2 separate regions of the Homo sapiens genome follow, and region 1 is linked to region 2. The links are chromatin loops, found by intact Hi-C in ENCODE. Cell type or tissue: PC-9. All regions are shown on one strand. Each heading gives the region's core, and the rest is flanking DNA. Links, peaks and the distances in the headings are about the cores only. Region 1 has its middle 140 kb from the start of SEPTIN14. Region 2 has its middle 24 kb from the start of ELDR.

Evidence for each region. Hi-C counts contacts between places; a loop is a spot of excess contacts. Peaks named below come from ENCODE experiments on the same cell type or tissue, not always from the same donor. Only the 100,000 strongest peaks of a DNase experiment are listed, where the experiment ranks them.
Region 1: it touches region 2 in a loop (5-fold over the local background); 2 of 110 quality-filtered maps call a loop at or near these places.

What each region holds. Positions count from the first base shown.
Region 1 is chr7:55,719,135-55,728,664 of GRCh38, forward strand. No RefSeq gene overlaps it. Among named protein-coding and RNA genes, the nearest start is that of SEPTIN14, 140 kb to the right of the region's middle. In PC-9, for the core only: CTCF peaks have their summits at 3,978 and 4,177; no DNase peak of the experiment used is centred there.
Region 2 is chr7:55,278,816-55,281,315 of GRCh38, forward strand. No RefSeq gene overlaps it. Among named protein-coding and RNA genes, the nearest start is that of ELDR, 24 kb to the left of the region's middle. In PC-9, for the core only: CTCF peaks have their summits at 1,312 (motif pointing right) and 1,517; a DNase peak (open chromatin) is centred at 1,316; H3K27me3 peaks cover 528 bases.

The DNA.
Region 1 (9,530 bases), core at 2,785-5,284, 440 kb after region 2:
ATGCCTGTAGTCCCAGTTACTCGGGGGACTGAGGCAGGAGAATTGCTTGAACCTAGGAGGCAGAGGTTGCAGTGAGCTAAGATCACGCCATTGCACTCCTGCCTGGGTGACAAAAGTGAAACTCTGTCTCAAAAAAAAAAAAAGAAGGAAAAAGAAAACCGCAATGCAATATTACCTCACACACACTTGTTAGAATGGCCACTATCAAAAAACTGGAAAATAAAAAGTGATGGAGAGGATATGGAGAAATTGGAATCTTTGTGCACTTTGATGGGAATGCAAAATGTACTTGCTCTAGAAAATGGTCTGTAGGCTCCTCAAAAAATTAAAAATAGAAGTACTGTATGATCTAGCAATCCTATCTCTTGGTGTATACCCAAAAGAACTGAAAACAGAATCAGGCCGAACGCAGTGGCTCATGCCTGTAATCCAAGGTTGAAGCTTGAGTCCAAGAGTTCAAGACCAGCCTAGGCAACCTGGTGAAACACCATCTTTACAAAAACACAAAAATTAGCCATGTGTGGTGGTGCACAGGTACTGTAGTCCCAGGTACTCGGGAGGTTGAAGTGAGAGGATCACTTGAGCTCAGGAGGTCAAGGCTGCAGTAAGCTGTGATCATGCCACTGCACTCGACCCTGGGCAACAGAACAAAAGACTCTGTCTAAGCCGGGCGCGGTGGCTCACGCCTGTAATCCCAACACTTTGGGAGGCTGAGGCGGGCGGATCACCTGAGGTCGGGAGTTAGAAACCAGCCTGACCAACACGGAGAAACCCTGTCTCTACTAAAAATACAAAAATCAGCTGGGCATAGTGCTGGGTGCCTGTAATCCCAGCTACTCAGGAGGCTGAGGCAGGAGAATCACTTGAACCTGGGAGGCGGAGGTTGCGATGAGCTGAGATCGCACTACTGTACTCCAGCCCAGGCACTAAGAGCGACACTCTATCCCAAAAAACAAAACAAAACAAAAAAACCACTCTGTCTAAACTAAAACAAAAACAAAACCACAACAACTCAGATATTTGCACACACATGTTCAACTCAGCACGATTTACAATAGCCAAAAGCTAGAAGCAATCTAAATGTCCATAGACAAATAAATGGATAAAAAATATGTGGTATACACACACAATGAAATATTATTCCGCCTTAAAAAGGAAGGAAATCCTATCACATGCTACAATATGGATGAACCTTGAGGACATTACGTAAAGTGAAATAAGCCAGTCACAGAAAGACAAATACTGCATGATTCCACGAATTATATGAGGTATCTAAAGTAGTTAAACTCATAGAAACAGAAAGTGGAATGTTGTTATCAGCGGACAAGGAAGAGGGAAAAATGAAGAGAAGTTGTTCAGTGGGCATAAAGTTTCAATTTTGCAGGATGGAAAAATTCTAGAGATATATTGCACAACAGTGTGAATATAGCTAACACTATTATACAGTTCAAAGTGGTTACAATGGTAAATTTGATGGTTTTTTTAAAGTAATAACAGAGTGGGTGTGTGCAAAGGTGTGTACAGAACACAGCAAAACACAAGGGATAGTACCTCTGTGGCTGGGTGGGGAATGCTGCTATCACACCTGAGCTTGAATGACAGAGACAGAGAGGGCAGCTAGGGGCTACCTGACAGAACTGGGCCCTTTAGTTTAGGGCCACAATCCATGGTGACCCTACAGACAGGAAGCCAGAGGAATACATACCTTCACCTCACTCTCTTCCCTCGCTTTGAACATCTGATGCCTGATAGGGTTTGGATCTGTGTCCATGCCAAATCTCATGTTGAAATGTAATCCCCAGTGTTGGAGGTGGGGCCTGGTGGGAGGGCTTAGCGCCATCCCCTCGGTGATGAATGAGTTCAGAGATCTGCTTGTTTAAAAGTGTGTGGCACCTCCCACCCTCTCTCTCTTGCTCCTGCTCTTGCCATGTGAGATGTCTGCTCCCCTTTTCCCTTCCACCATGACTATAAATCTCCTGAGGTCCTCACCAGAAGCTGACGACAGCATGCAATGCTTCCTGTACAGCCTGCAGAACTGTGAGCCAATTAAACCTCTTTTCTTATAAATTACCCAGCCTTGGGTATTTCTCTCCAGTGATGCAGGAATGGCTTATCACAATGTCCCAATGGCTGAACCCAACCAAAGCCAGAAGACAAAGGGTCATTAATGTAACCCATACTATGCACATGTAGTCCATACATGTCAGCCTCCCAGAGCAAAAAGCAAATGGAACAGGTGAAGGGTGGACCTAGAAAGGCAAATGGAAACCACCTAGCACATCCAACACCCTCCTTTCCTCTCCACCAGCTTGTTTTTGTCCCCTTCCATCACTGCCCCAGGGGAGTGATGGGAAAGTTGTCTGTAGCACCCTCTGATGATGCTCTTTAAAATTATTAACCCAAGGACCACTAAGACAAGAGACATCATAGTCAACACACTAAACTGCCTACACAAAAGCTCACATTATATTGGCAACACATTACTTGAGATAAATAACTATCCTCATGGCTATATTCTTTTTTTTTTTTTTTTGAGATGGCGTCTCACTGTCACCAAGGCTGGAGTGCAGTGGCACGATCTTGGCTCACTGCAACCTCTGCCTCTCATGTTCAAGCAATTCTCCTGCCTCAGCCTCCCTAGAAGCTGGGATTACAGGCACACACTACCACGCCCAGCTAATTTTTGTATTTTTAGTAAAGATTCGGTTTCACCATGTTGTCCAGGCTGGTCTTGAACTCCTGACCTCAGGTGATCCACCTGCCTTGGCCTCCCAAAGTGCTGGGATTAGAAGCATGAGCCACCTCGCCCAGCCCCCCAGGGCTATATATATATGTATATATATACACATATATATACATATATATATAAATATATATATGTATATATATATACATATATATAAATATATATATGTATATATATATACATATATATATAAATATATATATGTATATATATATACATATATATAAATATATATATATATATATTTTTTTTTTTTTTTAGATGGAGTCTCGCTCTGTCGCCCAGGCTGGAGTGCAGTGGTGCAATCTCGGTTCACTGCAACCTCCATCTCCCCGGTTCAAGCAATTCTCCTGTCTCAGCCTCCTGAGTAGCTGGGATTACAGGTGCATGTCACCACGCCCAGCTAATTTTTGTAATTTTAGTAGAGATGGGGTTTCACCATGTTGGTCAGGCTGACTTGAACTCCTGACCTCATGATCCACCTGCCTCGGCCTCCCAAAGTGCCGGGATCACAGGCATGAGCCACCGTGCCTGGCCCCCATGGCTATATTCTTAAGGCAGAATGGGGCTTCTAAATGTAGGTTTAAATCTGCAATAAGAACGAGCTTTTAAAAGGACAAATGACAGGCTGGGCATGGTGGCTCAAGCGGTAATCCCAGCAGTTTGGGAGGCCCAGGTGGGTGGATCACTTGAGCTCAGGAGTTCAAGACCAGCCTGGGCAACATGGCAAAACCTTGTCTCCACCAAAAATACAAAAATTAGCCAGGTGTGGTAGCACACACCTGTGATCCTAGCTACTCGGGTGGCTGAGGCATGAGAATTGCTTGAACCCAGGAGGCAGAGGTTGCAGTGAGCACCACTGCACTCCAGCCTGGGAAACAGAGTGAGACCCTGTCTCAAAAAGAAAGAAATAAAAAAAAAAGACTGCCATATTTTGAGAACCCATAACAGAAGGGAGGCAAAGTAAGGAAGAACAAGTCCACTGGGCACGGGAACTACCCTTTGGGGCCCTCAAAGTTGGTCCTGTCTCGCTTGGGCCAACTCAGATGGCTGACTCACAGGGGACCTGCTTGACGTTTGGACTGTGGTCCTGCCACCACCCTTCACGAATGGGACTGAAACTCACCTCCCCACTGGCCGCCTAGCTCCCAGCTGAGACTCACCCCCTCTGCTGGCTGAGTTTCACCACTGAGACTGATCTTACTGCAGACTTGAAAGCAGGGAGGCAGAGTTTGGCTTTTCTGCCTCCCACCTCCCTCTGCACACATTCACTCCCAAAGGGGACTCTGGGCTTTCTGGACCCTTTGCCTAAGACTATTTCCCTCAAACAGCCATCTCTACCAGTAGCTAATGAGACATGCCAGGGAGAAAAGAAAAGCAGTTAATGAACCGGCAAACTACCCAGATGGGAAAGTGTGAGAACGCTGCAGAGGAGGAAGGTTAGAGGAGGTGAGGGAGGAGAGAGGGAGCAAAAGGGAACAGAGAAGAAATGAGAGAGAACGCCTCCATTCATAGCTCCTCAGAGAATCAGACCCTGAAACATGAGCTGTTGGCTTGGATGGGCTTTGACCCATTAAAATATCATTAAATGAAAAACTTTGCAAAGCAAAGCAAAATCCATTGCTGTTATGGATTTTTGTTTTTAAGCAACTGCACAAGTTAAAATGTCAGATCCCTATAGATGATTCCCATTTTTCACAGGGCTTAGCCCAGTAAAATACCATACAGCCAAATTAAATTGTTAATATAAATGTGTAATTGCTGGCAATGACCCACAAATGAAAATTCAAGGCCCCGCTAAGAAGTCTTCACCAGGGGTGCTTGGCCAGCTGCCAATGGCCTCAGGAGACCGCAGTGAGAAGCAGCTAGGATCTTCCCCTAGTTAGCAGAAACGCACAGGGCTAATGCACGGTAGCAGCCTCCGTTTCAGCACTCCCCTTCTCCATAAAAAGAGCTGCGATGTGGAGTCACACTCTAAACAACTCCTAAGTTAGCATGTCCTGACCTGGCCAGTCGCTCTGACACCACTGCCCCTGTCAGGCCCCCCTGACTCCATCCTGGCTGCTGCCCAGCCCACTGGCTCTTCCCTGAGGACCAGTCCTGCTGAAAGGGTGAGCCTGGGCCCCCACTTAGGACCATGTGACTTAACACCCAATAGGGTGGACACCTGCCCCAAGCAGGACCCATCAGATTATTTCCTGGAAACCTAGAAGTGAGAAAGTCCAGTTTGTCGGCGTTGGTGCTGGATCCCAGAGGTCATGTGTGCAGCATGGGGAGCTTATTGGAGCACTCTTTTTCTAGTGGGAGAGAATGAAGCCCCGTTTGCAACCCCTTGGGGAGAGGCAGAAAGTCACCTCAGACCATGATTCTGGACCCTCACAAGGAATTGGAGATCCTTCCAACAAATTCCCACTCTTTTCTGCTTAAGTCTGCAGGACGGGCTTGTGTTCACCCCAACCCTGACTTGAGGGCAGGGACTTTTGTCAGCTTTATCCTCTGCTGTATCCCAGTACCTGGAATGTTAGAAGCTGGATGAATGCCTGTGTAAAATGAAGCCCCAATGAGGCTGATCTCTAGAATTTCTGCTTACACTATCAGTCCGTCCACTGAGCACCTCAATCCCCTTACTCCTCTGAACAAAAACCTTCCCTTCACAAGATTCTGAACAGAAGCATATATTCAGGGCAACTTGAATCCATGGGATGAAAAAAAAAAAATACCAAAGTCCACAACACCTAGCTCAGCCACCCAGGCCTCCCAAGGACTGGTTCTCCCACACCCTTCCAGTGCCAGGTCCTCTGCCTCCTGACCCAAATATTGGAGCCTCTCACTGTTCCTTGAGCATGCACTACTCAGGCCCAGACTCTGGTCCACCCCATCCACTCTCTTAAACACACTCCCCACTTCAAGGAATGAAATCCCATCCATGCTCAAGGCCCAACTCAAGCATCAGCTCCTCCTCAAAGCCTTTCATATGGCTTCAGCAAGAAGAAATCCTTCCCTCCCTGGAACGGGTAGAGGTATCTGTGCATAATACTCACAAGGCACTCACTGCATGCTGGCTGCTTTGTGTGAGGCATGAGAGCTCCCCAGTCCAGAATCTGAAGGTCAGTTATATTAGCTGGGTGGCCACTGTCCTCTCACCTTTCTGGGCCTGTCGCCCCACCCTCCCAACCCTCACTCCTACTGCTTTTTCTCCATAGTCCTCACCAACTTCTACTTTACCATATAACTTAAGAGTACGCCTGTCCTCTCACTAGTATGTAAGCTCCATGAGGGCAGAGATTTCTGTTTTATTCACTGTTACATCCTTGGCACCTGCAAGAGTTGGTACTCAGTAAATACCTGTTGGATGAATAAATGAATTCCAGCCTGGCCAAGGTGGCGAAACCCCATCTCTACTAAACATACAAAAATTAGCCAGGTGTGGTGTTGCAGACCTGTAATCCCAGCTACTCAGGGGGCTGAGGCACAAGAATTGCTTGAACCCAGGAAGCAGAGGCTGCAGTGATGTGAGACTGCATCACTGCACACCAGCCTGGGCAACAAAGTGAGACGCTGTCTCAAAAAAAAAAAAAAAGAATGAATAAATGAATGAATATACAAAATGAAGTTGACCCCTATTATTGAGTTCATGATTCTTTTATTTAGTTAGGTAGTTTTTGAGACGGAGTTTAGCTCTCGTTGCCCAGGCTGTAGTGCAATGGCGCGATCTCGACTCACCGCAACCTCCACCTCCCAGGTTCAAGCGATTCTCCTGCCTCAGCCTCCCGAGTAGCTGGGATTACAGGCATGCGCCACCACACCCGGCTAATTTTTTGTATTTTTAGTAGAGACGGGGTTTCTCCATGTTGGTCAGGCTGGTCTCCAACTCCCTCAGGTGATCTGCCCGCCTTGGCCTCCCAAAGTGCTGGGATTACAGGCATGAGCCACCGTGCCTGGCCGAGTCTGTGATTCTTTTAGAGCAGTGGTCCCCAACCTTTTTGGCCCCAAGGACCAGTTTCATGAAAGGAATTCACTTTTTCCGTGACCGGGGTGGGGGGATGGTTTTGGGATTATTCAGATACATTAAATTTATTGTGCACTTTATTTCCATTATTATTACACCGTAATATATAATGAAATAATTATACAACTCACCATAACGTAGAATCAGTGGGAGCCCTGAGCTTGTTTTCCTGCAACCAGGTGGTCCCATCTAGGGGTGATGGGAGACAGTGACAGATCATCACGCATTAGATTCTCATAAGGAGCACATAACCTAGATCCCTCCCATGTGCAGTACACAATAGGGTTCATGTGCCTATGAGAATCTAATGCCCCTGCTGATCTGACAGGAGGCCGAGCTCAAGCAGTGATGTGAGCAATGCGGAGACACTGTAAATACAGATGAAGCTTTGCTTGCTCACCTGCTGCTCACCTCCGGCTGTGCAGCCCGGTTCCTAACAGGCCACAGACCACAACAGGTCCATGGCTCAGGGGTTAGGGACCCCTGTTTTATTTATTTATTTACTATTTATTTATTTTTGTAAATTGATATCCCATTTCAGTACCCCTGTTTTAGAGCAATGGTTGTCAAAGTGTGGTCCTCAGACCAGTAGCATCAGCTGGGAACTTGTCAGAAAAGCAAATTCCTAGGCCCTATCCCAGAGCTACTGAATCGGAAACTGTAAAACAAGCTCTCTACATGATTCAGAAGTATATGTAGTTTAAACACTACTGTGCTAGAGCATCTAGAACTCTGTATACCCAAAAAGGTATGTGGTAGGCACATAATAATATTTATCAAAAGACAAGCCTGGACCTGGGGGTCTGCAGACACACCCCTGAGCTCCTCCCCAGTGAATTTTCGTCATCCTTGGGTCTTATCCCTGCCATCCCAGGATTCCATCCTAACCTCCCCCACACACAGACACAAAAACATATAGTTAAACCTTCTCTGTGCTTTCATAGCTACTTACCTTTCTTCTATCATATACATGGGTGGACTACAGACCATAGATTATGGCCATGAACTACCTGGGTTCAAATCTCCACTCAACCACTTAGTAGTTATGTTCCTTGGGCAAATCATTTGAACTTTCTGAGCCTCAGTTTCTTCATTTGTAATGAGGTACCTACCTCACTGTCTTGTGAAGTTAAACAAATTATTCTAAGATTAAATGAGTTAACATATGTGAAGGCACATGGTAAGGACTGTGTGTGAACTCTATGAGAGACAGAGTGTGTGCTACTGTCTTACTGTACTTATCGCACTATGTTGTAATAGCCTAGGCTGTAAGTGGTAGGGATGGGGAAGAAGCATACTAGACTAGGACTAGTCTCTGTCTTGAGGGATAGATGCTGAAAAATGTTTGATGAAGGGATGGTAGATCCTCCATGCTCTTTCAACTGCCCTACACTGCCTCACAGTGGCTGCCAGCCCTAGAGATGCTCTAGATAGTAGGACAACTTGTTCTACTGGAATTAATTACCATCAGCTCAAGCAAGAAATTCTTCCCTATGAAAGAAGCACATGAAAGAAGATACACAAATGGTCAATACGCACATGATGCTCAACATCATTAGCCATTAGAGAAATGCAGATCAAAACCACAATGAGATATCATTTCACACCCACTAAATGGTTATAATCAAAGACACAGGCCAGGCGTGGTGGCTCACGCCTGTAATCCCAGCACTTTGGGAGGCCAAGGGGGGCAGATTGCTTGATCTCAGGAGTTTGAGACCAGCCTGGGCAACCTGGTGAAACCCTGTCTCTACTAAAAGTACAAAAATTAGCCAGGTGTGGTGTTGCATGCCTATAATCCCAGCTACTCCGGTGGCTGAGGCAGGAGAATCGCTTGAACCCCAGAGGCAGAGGTTGCACTGAGCCAAGATTGCACAATTGCACTCCAGCCTGGGTGACAGAGCAAAACTCTATCTCAAAAAAAAAAGAAAAAACTTTCTGATTGTAGTCTATTAAGTCTATTAATGGCACTGACCACCAAAAAGTACTTTTGCATGTCATCTTTGTGTTGTCAAACAATACCTTGATTTTGAAGTATATAATCATTGATAATAAAAATTGTTATATATTTTATTGACATGAATTCAGACATTCAGTTCATTCACTACACATATACTTTGGTCCAGTCTTTGCTTCACTTATGTCTCTGTGGCTTCAGGCAAGTCAGGTAACTTCTTACTTCCACCCTTGACTGTAAAACAGATGATACTTATCTTGCCTACTGACCTCTTACGGCAATTTGGGGAAATACCTTGGTGCTGAATTAGTTTCTAGGCTCAGACGCTAAACATACAATACATATTAATTGGTAAAGACTTGGGATTTGAAACTTGATCTTTTGAACTAGATGCCAAGAAGTCCAATCTTCATGACAACTCTGTATAAGGTCATAGGTATAATCACTACTTTACAGAAAAAATAAACTCCAGCCTGGGCAACTGAGTGATACCCTGTCTCAAAAGAAAAACAAAAACCAAACAAAAATTAGCCAGATGTGGTGGTGTGTGCCTGTAGTCCCAGCTATTTGGGAAGCTGATGTTGGAGGATCGCTTGAGCCCTGGATGTTGAGGCTGCATGAGCCATGATTGCACCACTGCATAATTGGCCTGGGTGACAGAGAGAGACCTTGTCTCAAAAAAAAAAAAAAAAGGTAGAGCAGGGCGGCCTGCACCTGTAGTCCCGGTTCAGCTACTTCGGAGGCTGAGGTGGGAAGATCATCTTCAACCTAGAAGATGGAGGCTGCAATGAATTGTGATCACACCACTGCACTCCAGC
Region 2 (2,500 bases), core at 1-2,500:
CCTTGCCTCTTCTGAGATTCCGGTGGCTCCCAGCAATCCCTCGGCTCCTCGGCTTGTGGACGCATCGCTCCAGCCCCTCCTGCACACGGGCTTCCCCTCTGTGTGTCTCTGCGTCTCTTTCTGTCATCTTATAAATCACATTTGAAGACCCACCCAAATCCAGGATGAACTCAACTAATTATATCTGCAAAGACCTTATTTCCAAATACAGAAATTTGTCACATTCTGAGGTCCTGGGTGGAGATGGATTTTGAGAGTCACTATTCACCCTATTACACTGAGTCTTTGAGAGGTTTAAGAAATTACCTAAGTTTCCACAACAAATAAAAAGGTGGCTGAAATGGGGTTTGAATCCCCGGAGTAAAGCTGCCCCTGTAGCCCACAGTGGTGTCAGCAGCCCGAGGGCTGAACAGCTCTAACCTCTTCCCCCGCCGCCCAAGAAACTGCACTACCACCGCCATTTTGAGTCAGAGAGACAGAACCCAGTAGAGAACACAGGGCGGGTCTCAGAGAAGAACACTGCCTGGGATACAGGGCAGGTCTCAGAGCAGGGCCCAGGCTGGAACACAGAGCAGGTCTCCAAGAAGAACCCAGGCTGGAATACAGGGCAGGTCTCAGAGCAGGACCCAGGCTGGAACGCAGGGCAGGTCTCAGAGAAGAACCCAGGCTGGATCTCGGATCTGGGCCCAGGCTGGAACACAGGGTGGGTCTCAGAGCAGGGCCCAGGCTAGAATACGGGGCAGATCTTGGAGCAGGGCTCAGGCTGGAACATGGGGCAGATCTCAGAGAAGAACCCAGGCTGCGTCTCAGAGCAGGGCCCAGGCTGGAATGCAGGGCAGGTCTCAGAGCAGAGTCCTGGGGACAGCAGCACCAATGGCTCTTCCCAAGTGGCCTGAGTGAGCTGGGAGGGCTCTTTTAACTCTGCAAGCCTCGGGTCCGTCTTGAGGCTCATGGGAGATTCCGTACACCTCCTAGGCATCCCAAGAAGTGTTTTCCCCAGATATTTGTTTCTTCCTTAACGCTAGATTTGCTGCCACCCTCTAATTAATGGGATCTATCTTTCAAGAAAATTTCTCTTCAGTCTTCTCTCTGGACTCCCCACTTCCTCTCTGGCAGTCCCAAGCCATTCTAAATTAGATTTTCATATTCCTTCCCCAGATGTTTAATTCTCCTAATGAGCATTTTCTAGCTCAGGCCTGCACTGCTGTAGCCTGTAGGGTCCCTGAGGGGTGCCCATGGGGAAGGCGGTGCTCTTCAGGGCTTGGAGTGGGTTTTAATATTTAAATCTTCACAGCAATGCCGACACTAGATGGCAGTGGTTCCTAATTATTGGGGGTTCCAGGCAGGCTTGCCTTCTTCCTGTGCTGCCCAGGGAGGTCAGACCTCCCTGAGATGGGAAGAAGTGGGTCATTCCCACCCCACCAACCCCCTCCTGCAGACCCAGACCCAGAAAGCTCAGCCCGGGTGAGGAAGAAAGGAAAGCCCCAAGAGGAAAGATGTGAAGCAATGAACTTGACATGGGGCTGTTGATTTCCTCTCCAAGTGCCTCAGACAGATCCACCCCTGAGAGGCCCTTACAGAATGATCCTCTCCAAGTGCCTCAGACAGATCCACCCCTGAGAGGCCCTTACAGAATGATCCTCTCCAGGGGAGGCTCAGAAGCTGTAGCCATTGCCTGGCAAGATTTTAGGAGCCTCCCCTGCCTCACCCCCACCCCTTATCCCCCACAGGTAGGAAAGTCCTTGGGAAAGGCAACTCAGCAGTGTTCATCAAAAGCCCTCAAAATGTCATATGATCACTTTATATGTAGGAATTTGTTGTAAGATTAGAAGTGAATAAGTCAACAAGAATATATGTTTGGGAGGCCAAGGCAGGCAGATTGTTTGAGCTCAGGAGTTTGAGACCAGCCTGGACAACATGGCAAAACCCAGTCTCTACAAAAAATACAAAAGTTAGCCAGGTATGGTGGTGCAAGCCTGTAGTCCTAACCACTTGGGGGCTGAGGTGGGAAAATCACTTGAGCCCAGAAAGTCGAGGCTGCAGTGAGCTGAGATCACACCACTGCACTCTAGCCTGGGTGACAGAGTGAGAACTTGTCTCAAAAAAAAAAAAGGGAACGAGAAAGAGAAAGAAAAAAGAAAACAGAATATTCATTGTACACTTATTTATAGTAGTGCGAATTTGGAAATTGCGTAAATTATACAACTGTTAAAAGAAAAACTTCAGCCAATTAAAAGAGTTTATTTGAGAAATGAACCATTCACAAATTGGGCAGTCCCCAGAATCACAGCAGGCTCAGAGAGACTCCAGGGTTTCCTTGTGGTCAGAAAAAAATTATAGTCAAAAAAAGGGAAATGACATACAAAAATCAGCAGTGAGGTACAGAACAGCTGGATTGGTTACAGGTTGGTGTTTGCCTTATTTGAACACCGTTTGAACACTCAGCAGTGCATGAATGGTTGAAGAATGGCTGCTGGGATTGGCCAGGTCTCAGCTATTG